2 separate regions of the Homo sapiens genome follow, and region 2 is linked to region 1. Evidence: chromatin contacts called from ENCODE Hi-C data. All regions are on one chromosome and are shown on one strand. Each heading gives the region's core, a stretch centred on a gene start or an enhancer-like site at or near the end of the contact. The rest is flanking DNA. Distances are from core to core; before and after follow the strand shown.

The links. Hi-C counts contacts between places; a loop is a spot of excess contacts on that map. Pooled maps may share reads with other maps.
Region 2: a map with no recorded cell type shows a loop between it and region 1 (6-fold over the local background). The contact joins two enhancer-like sites. A Hi-C loop is called at or near these places in 5 of 37 single-sample maps with no recorded cell type and 11 of 50 pooled maps.

What each region holds. Positions count from the first base shown.
Region 1 is chr5:32,209,790-32,212,489 of GRCh38, reverse strand. No RefSeq gene overlaps it. Among named protein-coding and RNA genes, the nearest start is that of GOLPH3, 37 kb to the right of the region's middle. RefSeq lists a silencer at 726-885. Within about 2 kb of position 1,254, at least 5 of the 41 ENCODE cell types and tissues checked have a DNase peak (open chromatin) inside an H3K27ac peak, as active enhancers do.
Region 2 is chr5:32,536,939-32,539,638 of GRCh38, reverse strand. The region is part of intron 4 of LOC124900954 (a long non-coding RNA gene); the gene reads right to left. Among named protein-coding and RNA genes, the nearest start is that of SUB1, 47 kb to the left of the region's middle. RefSeq lists an enhancer at 1,521-1,730. Within about 2 kb of position 1,443, at least 4 of the 41 ENCODE cell types and tissues checked have a DNase peak (open chromatin) inside an H3K27ac peak, as active enhancers do.

The DNA.
Region 1 (2,700 bases), core at 5-2,504:
TTCTGATACAGGCATGCAATGTGAAATAAGCACATCATGGAGAATGGGCTATCCATCCCCTCAAACAGTTATCCTTTGTGTTACAAACAATCCAATTAGACTCATTTAAAAATGTGCGATTAAGTTATTATTGGCTATAGTCACCCTGTTGTGCAATCAAATAGTATGTCTTGCCACAATATATTCAGTGAAAAAAGTATGAATTTAAAAATCATGGCCGGATGCTGTGGCTCACACCTGCAATCCTAGCACGTTGGGAGGCCGAGGCGGGTGGATTGCCTGAGCTCAGGAGTTCAAGACCAGCCTGGGCAACACAGTGAAACCCTGTCTCTACTAAAAATACAAAAAATTAGCCAGGCCTGGTGGTGGGCACCTGTAGTCCCAGCTACTTGGGAGGCTGAGGGAGGAGAATTGCTTGAACTCGGGAGGTGGAGGTTGCAGTGAGCCGAGATCATGCCACTGCACTCCAGCACTCCAGCCTGGGCCACAGAGTGAGACTCTGTCTCCAAAAAAAAAAAAAAAAAAAAAGTCAAAATTCTAGTTTAATTTACATAAATGCATGGAAAAGTAGCAGGAAAACATTCCCAAATGTTAAGATAAGTTATCTCAAAGCAATGGATTTATTGGTCATTTTTTTCTCCTTTTTATATATTATTTTATTTTTATTGACACATTAGATGTTCATATATTTGGGGTTATATATATATATATATATATTTATTTATTTGAGTTGGAGTCTCGCTCTGTCACCCAGGCTGGAGTGCAGTGGCTTAATCTCAGCCCACTGCAACCTCTGACTCCCGGTTTCAAGCTATTCTTCTGTTGCAGCTTCCTGAGTAGCTGGGACTACAGGCACCTGCCACCACACCCAGCTAATTTTTGTATTTTTAGTAGAGATGGGGTTCTCCATGTTGGCCAGGCTGGTCTCAAACTCCTGACCTCAAGTGATCCACTCGCCTCAGCCTCCCAAAGTGCTGGGATTACTGGCATGTGCCACCACACTCGGCCTCTTTATATATTTTTTAATTGAACTTTTTCCCTACAATGAACTTGTGAGTTAGCTATTGATTTTTTTCCCTTTGGTTGCGAAAGAGAGAAACCCAAATTGATTGTGCTTTAACCAAAGGGGGAAGTTGTCATAAGGATCCTGTTCTATCTCAGAAACTCAATGACAGGAAATAGCAGGGCCTCCCCAGTTACTGGAACCAGAAATGCAAATGCTGCCTACGTTCTTTCTCCATCTCAGGGGCTCCTCTCAGTTTGTTTACTCTGTTTCCTCCCCACTTTCTCTCTGGATCAGTTTTCTCTGGTCCAAGTGAGGGAAAATGTGCATCCTAAAGCCCCTGACTTAAAAATTTATAACCCTGGGACTTTCAGATCTAAATCTCCAGAGTAAGGATTGAGAGTGTCTCAGCTGGGATAAGTACACAGCCCTGAGGCAGTCACCTGCACACGGGCAGAATCATGGCGCACTGACATGGCGGCTTCCATGGTAATCATGTGTGGTGTGCATGTGCGTGTGTGTACAGAAGAGTACATGTACTGTCCACACACACACACGTACCCCCCACACTATTTACAAAGCAATAGTCTTCACAACAACATGGAACTTTATCAAAATTAGAAAAAAAATCTTTAAAATCTTATAAATTGTGTATAACATTGTAAATCAGCATTTATTTCTACCTCTCATTTTTAAACACCTAAACTCATACTTTTTTTTTTTTTTTGAGATGGAGTCTCTCCCTGTCACCCAGGCTGGAGTGCAGTGGCTCGATCTCAGCTCACTGCAACCTCCACCTCCTGGGTTCAAGTGATCCTCCTGCCTCAGCCTCCCGGGTAGCTGGGATTACAGTTGTGCACCACCATGCCTGGCTAATTTTTCTATTTTTAGTAGAGATAGGTTTCCACCATGTTGGCCAGGCTGGATAATACACTCATTCTTAATTAGTGGTCTCACAAATTCTCTCTACTAGTCACAAAATGTAGAGAGTATCTTCTTCAACCATGTCATTTTAGAGAGGATAAACTCAAGCCCAGAGGGGTGAAATGACTTGCCAAGCCACCCCCCCCAGGGGGTTCACGGAATGTCCTCTCAGCAGTTTTCGTGCCAAGTGCATTTCTTCTCCCCTGCCCAAACCACCCATCCTTCATTCACCCTCTCCACACCGAGCTTGGGCCCCAAGACTATTCAGAACAAAGTCTTGGAAGCACAGTGGACCTGGTGGTCCCACAGCACTGCTGCTCTATTCAGCTGCATTTCCTAGACCTGGACACCCACTGAGTCTCTTCAGTCTCTTTTCATGCATAATTAACTCTAACTCACAGATCATAGGCAGGGCAAAGGTATACCGGAGGGGGGTAGGCATATTCCAAACAAAGGGAGCCTCCTACCTCCAAATGTTACAGATTGTTCATCTGGGAGTCCAAATACCTGAACACATACCTCCACGTATGTATTTTTAGTAGAGATGGGGTTTCTTTTTATTATAACATTTTATTACAACAGGATGGAGACCAGGCGTGGTGGCTCACACCTGTAATCCCAGAACTTTCAGAGGTCAAGGGAGGAGGATCACCTGACCCGGGAGTTTGAGACCAGTCTGGGCAACACAGGGAGATCTCATCTCTACAAAAAATTTAAAAAATAGCTGGGCAAAGTGGTGCATGCCTACAGAACCAGCTACTCAGGAGGCTGAG
Region 2 (2,700 bases), core at 194-2,693, 330 kb before region 1:
AGACAGACAGATAGACTTCTTCCTGACTGTGGCTCCCAAAAGCCTATAGCCTTTGGTTGTACTTGTACAATGCAAACAAATGCCAGTAGATAGACAGGCTATTAAGTGTGAGTCCCAGTGGATTAGGAACTCAGAATTCAGTTGCGGTAGAAAATAAAGAAAGCAGAATATGGAGTGAAAATTGCACCAGCTACATGGGAAGGTTGGCAGGAATTTAGCTCAAGAACATTCTTTTAAAGAGTCCCCTGGTGGGGCCCCTGGTGGGGCACCTCTGGTGCAGCAGACTCTCTCGGCACTACCTCCAACGTTTCTCCAGAGAATCCTGGGCTTTTCTACCAAATGTCCAATTTTCCTTATTCTTTCTTCATGTATTTTCTCTATTCTCCTCAACATTGCCTTTAATGGCCCATCAGGAGACACCACCATGACCCTTTCAAACTAGAGAACCCAAACAACAGCGGAGAAAACAGCGATTCTTTTGATCCACTTTCTCCCGGGCCAGGGAAAACCCAGTGTTTCAAAACACGTGCTTTCCCTACCATTCCTGGAGAGAGAATGAACCATGTGAGTCTTTCCTGGGTGAGGCCAGTTTCATGCCTGACCTGCTCTCCAATCAGCAGAGAAAAGGACAATGTTTCCCTATTAAAACCAGATGAACTTTCACAGCTACTCCCCAAATATTCTTATCAATGTCGTCCTTCACTGGAAGTTAGGGTGAAATATGTATTAGCGCTTGGCAGAAATGCCAGCTAATTGCAGCTAAGATAGTGTTGCAATTTCTACCCTCCTAAATTTCTCAACGGCAAAGTTCAGCTTTCCTAAAGCTTCGGGGTCTTTGCAACCTGAAATGTCAACCCCGCAAAGACCAATTCCTATGAAAAAGCATTTGCTCTGTAATTGGTTATGGAAATGGAACCTTTAAGTGAGCTTCTGGGAGTAACAGTAGTCTGCTAGAGCAATGGCAACCCCATCCTCCTCTTTCTTGAGAGCAACGGCAACCCCATCCTCCTCTTTCTTGAAGTGAGCACCAGGATTGAAGTACAGACATACTCAGGATAAGAGTAGAATAATTCCCACACATAATCTCCAGTCTCTGTTATTTCTGTACAGGAACTTTTCCTAGTCCATCCAAATTTGACACAGCCGGGTCTGGCCTTGAACCAGCGCCACATCTCCAGGCCTGCCCTGAGCCTCCACGGCAGCCTGTTCCAGGACTCCCCTGGGAAGAGCAGTGGGAGGCTGTCTCTCCTCCAAACCCAGCAAGGTTTCTGTTCACACTTTTCCAGAGTCAAAGTGGATTAAGCTGTCTAAAAGTGGGTACAGTTAACAGAAGTGACTCAAATTACAACCATTACCTCTGCCTGCCCCCACTTCCTCTTTCATCACCTCTGAGAGGCACCTGTGGGTGCCTCCTGGGTTGATGAGCCTCCCCCTTTGGCTGCAGCATATGTATGAACGTATGACGCCACCGCTGTATGGTGGGATGCCAACTGGAGAGGAGTCTGTTGATTCTAGAGCAGCTGACTTCTGTCATGTTTCTCCCTAGAAATAGAGAGAAGCCACAGAGGGAAGAAGGTGTGAAATGGGGCCAGGTGCGGTGGCTCACACCTGTAATCCCAGCACTTTGGCAGGCAGAGGCAGGAGGATCGCTTGAGGTCAGGAGTTCGAGACAAGCCTGGCCAACATGGTGAAACCTCATCTCTACTAAAAATAAAAAAATTAGCTGGGTGCGGCCACGCGTGCCTATAGTTGCAGCTACTCAAGAGGCTGAGGCAGGAGAATCGCTTTAACCCAGGAGGCAGAGGTTGCAGTGAGCCAAGATCACACCACTACACTCCAGCCTGGGTGACAGAGTGAGATTCTGTCTCAAAAAAAGAAAAAAAAGAAAGTGTGAAATGGGAAAATGAGGGATGAAGAGCAAGTCTGCATCCTGGTAGTTCATTTCCTGCTTCCCTACTTCCTGAAGCTTTGTGGCCCTTGGGTTTCATAAAGCATCACTGTGAGTCATCCCACTATCTCATGTCTCCATCATAGCTACACTATTTCTTCACTTGTATTGTCTGCCTCTCTCACAATCAGCCAGGCTCTCCTTGACACCAGGGACCTCTTTAAATTCAGATTAGTAACGACAGCCCATGGTGGGATAGTTAGGTACAGGGAAAGTGATTCAAATGTCAGTTGAATAAATAAAAGCACAACTTGATTATCACACACTATCCTGAAAGAACATGTGTGTCATAACAAAAATCATTGGATATTATGTTTGGTGCTTTAAACACGCACACACACACACACACACACACACAAATATGAAACATTTTTTCTGCCATCCATGGGTTGACAGCTAAATAGAACATTCTTTTGTAAATAAACATGACTATTTATACAAAACATATGGCAGCAGAATTAAAATATTGTATGTTTATGAATGACTTATAAAACCCCATATAATGTTGTAGGGAATGGATTTAATAATTATGGGGGTTTTCTGCCCAGACACAACAGTGGAGAGCACATTTTCTCTGTGGAATCCAGGAGGCTTCATGACAAGAAAGAGATACTATCAAAAGAGCTTTCAAAACACTGCAAAGAGACCACCTGGAGATCAGGAAACACAAGGGAGAGCCAGGTGCATACTGGGTAGGAGCATGGGGCTGGTACCTTGGAGGGTGCAAGAGAAGTGAGAAAGTCAGGGTTTTT